Linked DNA regions of Mus musculus: all the other regions are linked to region 1. Evidence: chromatin contacts called from ENCODE Hi-C or POLR2A ChIA-PET data. All regions are on one chromosome and are shown on one strand. The core of a region is the stretch at or near the end of the contact, and the rest is flanking DNA. Distances in the headings are between cores, read along the strand shown. Region 1 holds the start of Tm9sf1 (transmembrane 9 superfamily member 1). Region 2 holds the start of Pck2 (phosphoenolpyruvate carboxykinase 2 (mitochondrial)). Region 3 holds the start of Nop9 (NOP9 nucleolar protein). Region 4 holds the start of Dcaf11 (DDB1 and CUL4 associated factor 11).

The links. A loop is a pair of places that touch in the nucleus more often than their neighbours do. ChIA-PET counts read pairs that join two places held with the same protein, here RNA polymerase II (POLR2A).
Region 2: POLR2A ChIA-PET joins it to region 1 with 13 read pairs in Patski. The contact joins the promoter of Pck2 here to the promoter of Tm9sf1 in region 1. POLR2A ChIA-PET finds 5 or more read pairs at or near these places in 2 of 5 experiments (Patski and embryonic stem cell).
Region 3: POLR2A ChIA-PET joins it to region 1 with 26 read pairs in Patski. The contact joins the promoter of Nop9 here to the promoter of Tm9sf1 in region 1. A Hi-C loop is called at or near these places in 4 of 37 maps with a recorded cell type or tissue (adrenal gland, gastrocnemius, heart and 1 more). POLR2A ChIA-PET finds 5 or more read pairs at or near these places in 1 of 5 experiments (Patski).
Region 4: POLR2A ChIA-PET joins it to region 1 with 15 read pairs in embryonic stem cell. The contact joins the promoter of Dcaf11 here to the promoter of Tm9sf1 in region 1. POLR2A ChIA-PET finds 5 or more read pairs at or near these places in 4 of 5 experiments (Patski and embryonic stem cell).

The regions. Positions count from the first base shown.
Region 1 is chr14:55,641,862-55,644,970 of GRCm38, reverse strand. Tm9sf1 (transmembrane 9 superfamily member 1) reads left to right here and starts at 1,600. Exons shown (of 5, transcript NM_001360063.1): 1 at 1,600-2,377. The coding sequence starts at 2,033. It also overlaps a transcript of Tssk4 not described here.
Region 2 is chr14:55,538,710-55,541,818 of GRCm38, reverse strand. Pck2 (phosphoenolpyruvate carboxykinase 2 (mitochondrial)) reads right to left here and starts at 1,553. Exons shown (of 10, transcript NM_028994.3): 1 at 1,306-1,553. The coding sequence starts at 1,334.
Region 3 is chr14:55,744,006-55,747,114 of GRCm38, reverse strand. Nop9 (NOP9 nucleolar protein) reads right to left here and starts at 1,422. Exons shown (of 10, transcript NM_026403.3): 1 at 1,095-1,422; 2 at 505-954. The coding sequence starts at 1,341. It overlaps Dhrs1 (dehydrogenase/reductase (SDR family) member 1), which reads left to right and starts at 1,431. Exons shown (of 9, transcript NM_026819.3): 1 at 1,431-1,674; 2 at 2,027-2,197. The coding sequence starts at 2,048.
Region 4 is chr14:55,558,626-55,561,734 of GRCm38, reverse strand. Dcaf11 (DDB1 and CUL4 associated factor 11) reads right to left here and starts at 1,706. Exons shown (of 15, transcript NM_133734.3): 1 at 1,614-1,706; 2 at 293-525. The coding sequence starts at 447.

The DNA of each region.
Region 1 (3,109 bases), core at 351-2,850:
TCAAGAAAATGATGGAAAACAAAGAATCAGGAAACAAATCAAGGGAGCTTGCGATTTGAGAGGTGCTAAGAGAAGCTTTGATTTCTGGCTTCACTGGGTAGGTCATCCAAAGAAAACTCCAAAGCATCTTAAGTTATTCCTAACCACAGAACTCAGTCAGGCCTGCCTCAGTACCGCAAGCCTTGCACACACTTGCAGTCCCAGCTACTCGCGAAACCGAGGCAGGGCTATTGCTTCGGCAGCAGTTCCAAGGCCAGTCAGGCAACACAGCAAGACTGACTGTCTTGAGGAGGGCAAAGGGGTCAAAACAAAAGCCACTGTGTCTGGCTCAAGCCTAGCTTCCTAGACTCTAACCGCTTCAGGACAGTGGGTGGATCAGAAAAGAACAGTCGTAGGAGTGAGGAAAGAATGGCTGCTTGTGATTTCTCTCAGTACTTGCTTCCGCCAGAATAGAAAAATTGAAGTCAGCTTCCTTCCGTTTGCTCCCATGTTGCCAAGTGAAAGTCACTGTTCAAAAGGGGCAGAGCCCCTTCACAACAGCTTGAGCCAGACAAAAGTAACGCGTTCAAAGAAACCTGCAAAGTTAGGGAGAAGTCCAAACGTCCCACAGACGAACTTGGGAACAAAATGACGGAAGTGAGATGGTACCTGTAAGCTCTGAAACTCTGAAGGCGGAGACTCAAAAGACCCCGGGTTCGAGGTCTGCAGGGACTCCACATTCAAAAAACAAAACAAAAACCTACTTCCGATCAAAAACCGCGCTGTCGGGCTGGTGAGATGGCTCTGTGGGTAAGAGCACCCGACTGCTCTTCCAAAGGTCCCGAGTTCAAATCCCAGCAACCACATGGTGGCTTACAACCATCTCATAACGAGATCTGACTCTCTCTTCTGAAGTGTCTGAGGACAGCTACAGTGTACTTACATATAATAAATAAATAAATCTTAAAAAAAAAACGCGCTGTCAACCCGCACAACTTGCAGGGTGAAATGGCAAACTGTAGGTGCACCTCACCTACCTCCCGCATGCCTGTTGCCAACAATAACCGGTCCGTGCCTCCAGAAAGCCTCGGAGGGGCACCTTTACCAAGGTGTTGGAGGCTACAGGTCCCTGGCGTGGGAACGCGGCACAAAGCCCCGCCCCGCCCAGGTTAGGGACAACTTTCCGCGTCCGGGCCGACCTCAGCAGCCGGGGGCGGGTGCCGCGCTCCCGCTCCCCAGCTGTCTCTCTCCATCCTAGAGAGGACAGCCCAGCCGCGCGAGAGCCCGTGGGAAGCCGCCCGCGACACACCGGCGAGCATCGCGGAGCTCTTGGCTCAGGAGAAGAGCCTTCCCGCCTTCCCGGAGCTGAGGTCCCCGTCGGCGAAGGCGGAAGTGGTAAGACTGACGTGTCCGGGCTGCGGTGCTGCTCGCCGGGACGACCACTGGCATCGCTCGGTGGCTCGGGGAGCGAGCATCGTGGAATCCGTGGCCGGGCCGGATTGCGGGCGAACCAGAGCTCTTCCAGGAGCATTCGAATGAGCCGAGGGCGGACGCCGGCGACGTGGCAGCAGCCGCGGCAATCAGGCGCAGCGGCGGACAACCCGGAGGAGGTCCGTCGTCAGGTCCTCCGCAAGCCTACCGCTCCGGCGCCGCTGTCTGGAAGACCGGGGCAGAAGCCCAAGGGCAGCTACGGGGCCCCGTGAGGCCACTGGCGCCTCTTTGGCCAGCCGGTACCTCGCAGTGAGGACCCTGGAGCTGCGGCGAGTGCCCCTTCCGTAGCAGCGAGCCCGCCGGGCGTTGCTATAGAAACGGGTTGGCACGCGCAGCCCCGGGCTGGGGAGGCCTAGAGGCGTGAACCCTAGGTTGGGAGTACTATTGAGTGCACGCCAGGCCCCGTCTTTGGGATAGATAAGTTCTGTGGTGTGGGGATCGGGAGGCCGAAGGGAGGAGGTGGAGCCAATGGGCACTTGAGAGACCAGAACCGGGTCATCATGATTTGATTCCTAGTTTCTGTAACCACGGGATTCCCCCAACAGGTTCTGCTGCCTTAAGGATGACAGTCCTAGGGTACCCTCGAAGTTGGAGCTGCCATTGTTTGCCAGTCCTGATACTGTTGCTGGGCATAGGCCATGGGCCATGGGTGGAAGGTGTCACACACTACAAGCCCGGCGACCCTGTCATTCTATATGTCAACAAAGTGGGACCCTACCATAACCCTCAGGAAACTTACCACTACTATCAGCTTCCAGTCTGCTGTCCTGAGAAGATCCGCCACAAAAGTCTTAGTTTGGGTGAAGTTCTGGATGGGGACCGAATGGCCGAATCTTTGTACGAGATCCGCTTTCGGGAGAATGTGGAGAAGAGAATTCTGTGTCACATGCAGCTCAGTTCTGCACAGGTCAGCTGCTCTCCGCGGTACATATCACTCAGCCCTCCTTGCTAGGGACTAAGGGTGCCTTGCATCTATGGTACCTTTATGGAAATTATGTTTGGACTCCAACTACAACCCCGTGTACTTGCTTAGATGTTCCAAACTGACTTTTCAAGATAACATGGATCCAGAGATGCAGAGCGGGGAGCTTAGAGCCTAAGGCTCTTCGCTGTCAGTAATAGGTCCCAGAGTCCTGTGCAAGTCTCTCTCCTTCCGTACATGCCTCTGTTTTTTTCCATGACTTTTTTTTTTACTTTTTAGCCTTCCCTGTTACTTTTCTTTTTTTTCCTTTAGCAAATTTTGGAACTTCTTAATTCCAGTCTTTTTATACTTTGCTCCATTTATTTTTCTGAGACTTTATCCTAGCAAAGAGATCCTTGTTCTTTTTTGGGGCTAATATACCAGAATCAGTCAGTGAGTCTCAATGGAAAACAGTTTTGTACCTAGGTACTTTGGCAGTGTATAAAGACATTTGGTTTGGTTGGTTTAGGGGTTTGTTCTTGTTTTGAACATTGAGATAAGGTCTTACTATGTAGCCAAGGCTAGCCTCAAACCCAATAGTAACCTTCTAAGTGCTGGGATAACAGGTTTGTTCTATACCAGATCTCTACCCATCAACTAAGATAGGCTTTCTCTATGTAACAACAGCCCTGGATGTCCTGGAACTCTCTCTGTAGACTAGGATGGCCTTGAACTCAC
Region 2 (3,109 bases), core at 304-2,803, 100 kb after region 1:
CAGGGTAGTCTCTGTATTGTTTGTCCTGCTACCCTCCTGGAAGATAGTAGGGTCTGCTGTGATTGGTCTGGACAAAAGAAGGTAAAGAGATGTAGTTACCCTTCTCACATGCCAGGCCTCACCTGCCAGAAACCCATAGTAGGCCTCGATGGTGTGGGCCTGTGCATTCCCTGGCTCTCCTTAGAAGCCTTAGGGGTTGATGGTAGGGTCAGAACCTGAGAACACAGGCTACATTGCCTGGGAAGGGAGAAGAGAAAGCTCTTGGATGTGGGAGTTTGGGCCTGGGTGGGGTGTTTTCCAGAAGACAAAAAAGGCAGCATACTTTGTGTGGCCCCAGGGGGTGGGGGCACAGCAAGGTAGGTCTCTTTGTGTGTTTTTCTGCACATGACAGTTTCCCTGAGAAATTAATTTTAAATGCATGATCCTGAAAGCTTTGATCCCCAGGTATTGGCTCCAGTTGTCTTATGGGAAGCACAGCTTCTCCCAGCCCCACCCCAATTCTCCTGCACGCCCCTGAGAGGGACCTTCTCTCTATCCTTCATAGACCACTCTCACATGGATTAACCAAGTAAACTGCGAAGAAGAGATAAGGAGTCAGTTTAGACTCTTTTACATCCTAGACCATGGAGAGAGGGGTATACGGAGAAGAGGCCCGGTTGTATGGGGGGTGGGGCAGGGGGAGCCAGCCAGGACAAGCCTGGGGTCCAGGACCTACTGGGGGAAGCCGGCCAAGTTAAAAAGGCAGTCTGCCCTCCTCCCATCTTGCTTGCTTCCTTCCTTCTCTCCCTCCCTGTCTCCCTCCCCCCCTAGTCCCCAGAGGCTTCACTGGGCTTCGTGCCAGGTTCCGTTCTGTTCTCAGGGAGGCTGCAAGTGATGTTTACCTTCTACCGTCTTTAGGGAGCTTTGAGCTCGGGTCCCCGGGGCCTCAAACCCTATGGCCTCAAGGCCTTAATGGTTACTCACACACTGAAAGCTGGACTAGGAGCCCTTGGTCTGAAAGAATTACATCTGCTAAGTAGAGCATTTGCAGAGATAGGGCTCAGGAAGGCAAAGGAGAAGGGGGAGGAGGTTGCGAGTGGCAGCTAGAACAGCACACAAGCCGCAGGGAGGGACAGAAGAGCACAGAGGCTGGCTAGGAAACCTGGCATGGCTGGGGATGGGAATGCGGAGGGGGGGGGGGATGCACCACCGTGAGACCCACACTGATTAATAGCCACCCTGCCAGTCTCTTCCTAGGATGGGAAACAAGCGGAGGAAGCCCGGAAGGTGGAGCGCGGAGTGGGCCCCGGGCTATGGGTCACTCACCGCAGGCCGGGGAGGTACATAGCAGCCATGGCACCTGGACTGGCGCTGCGGGATGGCCACAGGAACGAGCGCAGTCGGGGAGACAAGGAAGGCGGGGAAGGAAGGAGCATAGCAAAGCCAGAGGGAGTTGAGGTTGGGCGGGAGGCGCTTAAAAAGGAGGCGGGCAGTCCCCGGGGCGGAACCTAGCTGGTTCTCTCGCCCTTCTGTAGGCCGGCTCACTAGCCCGGGCTCAAGGCCCCGGGCTGGGTGAAGCCTCCGCCCCACAGTCATCACATCCTCAAGCCATTGGAGGCCGGAGTTCAATTTGGGATCCGCCCACTCGGCCAGCCACGCTGTAAGATACTGATGTAACTTTGAAGGCTGTTGCTCCTTAGAGAAAGCAACCAAGAGATGTCGAATGCAAAACAAGTTAAGAGTGAGGGATGAGACCAGGGCTGGGGAGCCCAGGATAACAAGATGCCTAAACCCTCAAGGTCTAGGTTTGCTTTTCCAGAGCACTCCTAGCCTCAGGCTTTTCTTTTCCAGGGTCCCAGATGCTAACTAAGCTCTCCTTAGTCCTCAAATAATAACAAAACCAAACTATTGTCCGTGCCCAGCTTCTTATCAAGGGAGTTTCCTCTAGCACCATGGAATTGGTGGGGTGTTTCAGGCTTACAGACATATCCTTGGTCCTCTAATGCCCTCCCCCACCTAATCCCAAAGAGAGTCCTTGTGTAATTTCTCAACATTTCATTCCAACTTGAGACCATTGGGTATTCAAATGCTGTACCAACCCAAACTCAACGCATCCATGATGCTCAGAATCCTCTTTCTGGTTGCAGCACTGTGACTTTCTTTGGAGAACCATCAGATCATGTGGGTCTGACCTTGCTTCTCTTAGGGCCAGTTTGTGTGGCCCACACCCTGGCCACAGCAATCAGGATGTTCAGAGACGGGGGCATGGGATCCCTGTCTGAGACCTTTTCTAACCTTTGGACATGAGCTCCTTTTTTTGCTGGATTGCTGAGTCTGTAGAGTCTAAGTTGGGTTCTGTTGGGTGTCAGCTTGATAATGCAAAGCACCAACCTGCCTGAGGCAGAGGCAGAGCAGTGAGACAAAGATCAATAGATGTCCCCTAACCACCCCAGTGGTCTTTATTAAGACTGTCTGAGGGCTTCTTTAAAAACCCCTTCTTCTTTTGGGGGTTAGGATGGAAACTGTGAGCAGAGATGCTCAGTGCTGTGGAGCCTGAGTTATGGCAGGGTCTCCCTAAACAGCCAAGGGCTCTCTTCCTCTCCTACTCTTGCTGGGGTAGGTGGTCCAGAGTTTCTTATTCTTTGGAGGCCATGTGGACCTTAGAGGACTGTGTGGACCTAAATGGTCCACTGCTCTGTTGCTGTAGCCAAATTATCTGTCATACCTGGATATGAGCTTGATAAAGTGGTTATTGAGAGCAATGCTAGTACCACTATCAAAGGTAGAATGGATGTTGCTGTTAAAGTCTCAAGAGGCAACTGGTCCCTATATCAGCCCAGGATGCTTCAATGCCTGCCTCATCATCATCTCCTCCTCCTCCTCCTCCTCCTCCTCCTCCTCCTCCTCCTTCTTTTTCTGAGACAGGGTTTCTCTGTGTAGCCCTGGCTGTCCTAGAACTCACTTTGTAGACCAGGCTGGCCTCAAACTCAGAAATCCGCCTGTCTCTGCCTCCCTAGTGCTGGGATTAAAGGCATGTGCCACCACACCCGGTGCCTCATCACCTTCTTATATCTGCATGTCTGTATTTACTTTTGAATCACAGTCTCCCTATGTAGTCTGGCTGTCCTGG
Region 3 (3,109 bases), core at 173-2,672, 100 kb before region 1:
GTCAAAAGCCAGCAGGGCTATCTGGGAGACTCTGTCTCCAAAGAAAGTATCGGAGCCGGGAAGGTTATGATAAGAGTGATTGCTACTAAGCCTGACAACCTGAGTTCAATACCCAGAACCCACATGGTGGAAGGGGAGAACTGACACCCACAAAGTCGTCTTCTCCCCTCCACAAGAACACTCCAGAAGGCACACACATTCGAGTGTGTACACATGCCCAGACGTATTTAAAAAAAAAAAAATTCTTACTCTGAGTTGTGGAAATAAAAATGTGAAACACATTGCTCCCTCTGTGTCTCTGCTAGTAATAGTTGGTCCTTGAATTCAAGTGTATCCATCCTTACTAGGCACACTATACTTTGGCCTTCCAGGTTCTGCCCCAAGGGTCTGCTGATTCTTTACGGTCAAGTTTCACCACAAAGATGAACTCTTCTGTTTACTGGCTTCGGAACTTCCTGACCACTCCTGCTCACCAACCCCTCTTCCCTTTCTTACAGTACTTACCAGACGACTGGGAGCCACGGGGCTTGCCTCTCTCGGACTCCAAAAGAGTACCTCCCAAGACCTGCAGCAGAGTTCTGACCACGAAGCTGCCATGCGTGTCTCCACAGAAGAACAGAAAATCATCACACACTTCAGCGGCTAGTCCCAGGACTAGCTCCTCCAGAGTTTGCGAGGGACCACCCTCCTCCTCTTCCTCCTCCTCCTCCTCTGCCTCCGCAGGACGCCTCAGCAATCGAGGTAGCTGCAGCAAAGCACTTTGTAATACGTGGACCCCACACCGATGACAAGCCACGAAGCGCAAGTTGGGGCGCAGAGCGGCCCACACTCGACACAGGGGTTTCAAAGGACTGAACCCCAAAAGCTCCTGCAGCATTTCGCTACCAGTCCTGTTCGTGGCCAAGGCTAGAGCCTGAGCCTCCACTTCCTTCAAAATATTGCGCGCCATCAACTCTTTAAAAAAAAAAAATGGGGTCATAAATAAACCGTTAGGCTGAGAGGAGGAGAAGACTTACCCATCACTTAGCCAAGACCTCCCCTGAAAGTTCGGCGTGTGGGTTTTCCACTTAACCCACGGCGTTAGCTGCTCCTACCTCGTTCTTCGGCGGCGTCGGGAGCCACTTTTAGCGCTGACAGCGCCCGTCGGAAATATCCAAGAGCCTCCGGGCTCAGATGCGGGAGAGCCTCGGGGGCCTGCTCCGCACGCGCGGCTGCCGGCAGCCGGGGATAACCATCGCGGCCGGGAGGGGGACGTCCCGAACCCCGGGCCGCGCGTCCCCGCCGGCCGGCACCCGAGAACTGGCGTCGCGCTTTGTGAGCGGAACGCGGCCCCAACCCCATGCGTGCTTTGGGACCAGCCGTTCACGCTTCCCGGTTGCAGCTCCCACAACCGCCGGCGCGCTCCGGACGCACGGGGACGTCATGAGTCTGCGACGGGGCGGGCGGGAGGGCATGATGGGCGTGGCTGCAGGTCGCCCTTCCCCATTTGCGGACTCCACCCCACTGGGTCTGACCCTGGAACTCCAGGGCTATCTTTGACTGGTTCCATATCATCGTTATCCGCACCCGGACTTCCATCCAGGCACGCACTCCAACGTGGCAAGAATCAAAGTTCTCAAACTATAGATCTGGCGATCTGGGCAGAAAGAAACCCAGAGGCTGCGTCTGCTGCTGGTAAGGCTCTGACCACTTCAGGGGTCAGGGATTCGCGGTTCTCCGTGGGTCTGGACGGGTAGCCAGAACTCCAGAGAGCCCAGGACTCTTCGTGGCCATACCCTGTTAGGCTGCATTGCCAGATTCCCTACCAAGTCAGCTTCACTCAGAGGTTCGTGATAGTATTGTGTGTAACGCTGGAGAGTCCTGGGACTCTCCTAAAAGGACAGCCTGGCCTGAGACTTTGACTCAGGTATCCTTCTGTCAAATTTCTCTCCCCTCAAAATAGTCCAAACTTGTCTAGCCCTCACAGAGACCTGGATTCAGCACACAATCTACAGGATTCCCTCAAAGCGACTCTTTACCTCCACAGATATCCCCTTTGATGTGAGTCATGGTAGCGCCTATGAAGGGCCAAGTGTGTGTGGTAACTGGTGCCTCCAGGGGTATTGGCCGTGGCATTGCCTTACAGCTTTGCAAAGCAGGTGCCACAGTTTACATTACCGGCCGCCATCTGGATACGCTTAGAGCTACTGCCCAGGAGGTAAGTGACCACCTGAATTAATCACTGTGATTACTATACCCCCCCCAACAAATCGCAATGTTTACTGAATACCATAAATAATAATCTAGGATTGATTTTTTTTCTACCAAGAGAGCTTAATGGGAAGAAAAATCTTTCTGTTTGAGAGTTTCAGGTTTTGCAAAGAAAAAAAAATTGTACTGGTGGCTTCCTCTAATTTTCCTCTTCCCTGGCATTGGGTTTTGCATGCCTTTGATGCCAGCACTCAGGAGCCAGAACCTCTCTGTGATTTCAAGGTCTACATAGTGAGTTCCAAACCGGCTACAGAGTGAGACCTTGTGGGGAGGAAAAAAGCCGGCATGGCATGCATGCCTATATAACCCAGCACTGGAGACATTGGGCCAGGAGATTTCAAGTTGAAGGTCAGCTTGAGCTATGTAGTAAGACCCTCTCAAAAAAGCTCTTAGGCTTTAGTTGGCTTAGATTGGTGATCCAGTTAGAAGACGATTTAAGTTTTAGATAGTTCACCCTGGCTGGATTGTGAAGAAGTGACTTGAAGAAAAAGACTTGAAGTCAGGCGAGGCATTGCTGCAGTTTGAGCAGGACAGAAGCAGGACCCTGGGCTCACCCCTGGAGAATAGGTACTCTTCTTCCTCTGGTGGGAGGGTCACATTTTTCAGAGGCAAGGCAAAATAGGAAGTAGCAGTAGTTTATGCCTAATAGCTTTAGTTTTTCACTGTGGAGTCAGAGCATTGGTTGAGTGAGGGAAGGAGCAGAGGCTGAGTAAGAATTCCAAGTGAGCAGCAAGGGAGTCGGAAAGGACAAAGAGGATGGTTACTTCTGTCTGAGAGTGGACGCCATGCCTCATCTCTTGCCTGGAATTAGCAGAATAATTACAAAGTAAGGTCTTGCATATGGTAGCCCTCAGTGAAA
Region 4 (3,109 bases), core at 457-2,956, 83 kb after region 1:
CCTCCATAATCCCTCTCCCTTCTCTCGTTTTATTTTCTTGGAAAACTGATGACATTTGTGTTGTCACAGCTGAAAAGGCTTCCCTTAGGAGCTCCTCAACTATGAGAGTTGTAAGAACCATTTTGGGTAGGGAGCCACGCAGAGTGTATGGACATCCAGCAGGGAAAGGTCGTTCTGTTCAAACACAACCATTGTCCTGGGACAATGCCATTCCCTATCCTCTGCACTTTTCCTGCCTGAAGTTGAGGTCAAGACATTGTGACACTTAGTGTCACAGCAGAGGGTAAGTTACCTGCGGAGGAGATAGGCCAGTACCTGGGCCAGATCCACATCTTCATCCTCTTCTTCCTCTTCCTCACTACGACGCAGGCCAGTCCCTCTTCGGGACAAGCCCTCAGAGGGTTCTAAGGACCCGGATCCGGCGCTGCTGCTGTTCCGTGATCCCATCTTCTGGTTACAGCATCCTTATGTCTTGCGCAGGGGCTGCTCCTGTCTCCAACTTGGGTTTGGTGAAAGCAAAGCCTGCTGTAGAAATACCAGGGTTTCCAGAAACGGGGCAGAAGCTATCTTTAGAGGGGTGACCCCTCCAGGAGACTGAGATTTCCTTCTCTTTAGCTATGACAGCTCCCAGGGTATCGGGAACATAAACCTTTCTCAATCCTGTGAAGCAAAGAAAGCCATATGAAACCTAGGGTGCAACCCTACCGTACTAATCAGAGTCCACGAAGAGGAATTTCCCATTTTCCTAACCAAACTCACCTATCAAAGTCCCCGGCCCGGGATGGCTGAATCCCAGATAACCTCTCCGACTGACCAATCAAAACCCCTTGCGGAAGAACGCATTTCACTAGCTTATCTCACACAACCAACCAGAGGCGTTAGAACTCAGACCCCCCCCACGCCTCCCTCTACTGACCAATCAGAGCAATTTCTTGCACGGGCCGGCAGCATCAACAGCCAATGAGGTTAGAAGTCAGCCTAACACCCCCTCCAGTTTAGCTTCACGCCCACGTGGTGCGCCGGGGGTGTGTACAACAGGGGGAGGGAAAATGGAGAAGCACCTCCCCCCGGCGTCTGGCGGTTACCGCCCCACGCGAGACCACCCACCAGCCAGGAGCTGTCGCAGGACCCGCAGGGGCGAGGCCCTGTTTACAGCGACTATCGCTGCGGCGCCGGCTAACAGCTCCTCAGTCGCGAGCCTCGTCCGTCACGCTTCTGGCGGCCAGGCCTGCTGACGTCACTCGACGCTCCAAGCAGTCCCTCCCCCTCGGCCCTCTGATTGGATAGCTGAGACCTGTGATTGATAGGTGGGCTGGGGAACTTGCTCAACCCAAGAGGGGCGTTTAGTCGTAGCGGACTGGAATTGGCTGCGACCTGCATTAGACGTAGCGGAACTAGACATCAAGTCTGCGAGGTGGTCCCTTAAGGTCGCTTGGCCTCGAGTGGTTTGTTTGTTTGTTTGTTTTTTACTGCGTGCCCAATCGCTCCTATTCCCTCAGCTCCCAGCAACCCCAGTTCAACCGTTTTCCCCTGGCTGTAGCGCTAGCGGCCTGTCGAAAGCAGTCCTCACTGGTGGGACCTGGGCCTCTCCACCCTGCTGTGTACACGCTTACCAGCGGGGGTCTTGTCTGACGACCCCTGGCTTCCTTTCTTGGTCTTTGCATACGCTCCCTAAGTGCCGCGGCCGTCCCCGGAGCCTTTCCGGTTGCCTTAGTGCGCACGCGCCCCTTGGGTCTGGGCTTTGCCGACCGTCCCTAGGCTTCTGTCGCTCGCCACCTCCCGTTGGTTTATGAGTAACTAGGGTGAGTCCAAGGCCAACCCTACCTTGTCTGGGATGGTTTCCTAGGCCAGAGAGGCGGGCGATGTCGGCCTTGGCCCAGAGGTGGGCCATCGCGAGGACACCTCAGCTCCCGGGGCGAGCATGTGACAGGTTCTGTGTCAGGTTTCCTGGTCTCTAGGCCGGAGACCCCAACATTTTCTCCCGATCCACGCAGGTTGTCACTGCCTTAAAATTCTTAACTGTAAACAAGCGCCCAGCATTTTGTTCTTTGGCTGGTCTCCATTAATTATGTGGACAGGTATTTCAAACATACACGGAACTTTCAGGATTCCTAGGTATTTGGGTTATTTGGCCTGGAAAGTCTGTAATAATTTTAGTATTTTTCCTTCCTTATTACTCTTCTAGTTCTTACAAGTTCTGTAGATATTTTTTAACTGATTACTTGAGGTTATTTTCACAGTGGCTGTTTTTCCACATTTCAGACTTCTTCCACTCCTTGATCTGCTCAAGTCTACTCTTAAAAGTATTTCGTTCTTAAGAGCTGACTGTTTTTTCGTTTTTTTATTACTTCAAATACAGACTTCCCAACCTGATTGTCTTTTTACTTCATTCGAAAATTTTGTCTGCCAATCAAATGTGCCTAGAAGTGCCTTATTTCTACTGGTACACCCTTTCAGAATGTCTAATCTGAGAGATGCTTTATCTTTTTAACCAGTCCTAGCCAGCCCTCATAGCCCTAAACTGTGACCTAGTGATACTGCTATCTGTAATCAAACTTGGACCTACATAAAAATGTATGTTCTGCTTAACAATCACTGATAATAGTGGGATACTGGAAATAAAAGAAATCCAAATATACAATAAGAGGTTGGTTAAATAAATTATGGTCAGTTTTGTACAGTTATAAAAATACCTGGTAGCCACTGAAATGAATTTTTTAGTGGGTTAGGAATATGTCTCTATGGGAGAGTGCTTGCTTGGCATTCTGTATATACTGGGTTCAGTGTATACATTGAACACACACACACACACACACATACACACCAAACAACAACAAAAACCCAATGTTGCTGCAGTTCTTCATAAAATAAAAATAACCGAGGGCTGGAGAGATGGCTCAGTGGTTAAGAGCACCGACTGCTCTGCTGAAGGTCCTGAGTTCAAATCCCAGCAACCACATGGAGGCTCACAACCATCTGTAATGAGATCTGACGCCCTCTTCTGGTGCATCTGAAGACAGCTACAGTGTACTTAGATATAATAATAAATAAATCTTTTAAAAAAAATAACCAAGTTTGGGCCAGTGAGATAGTGAGATGCTTCAGCAGG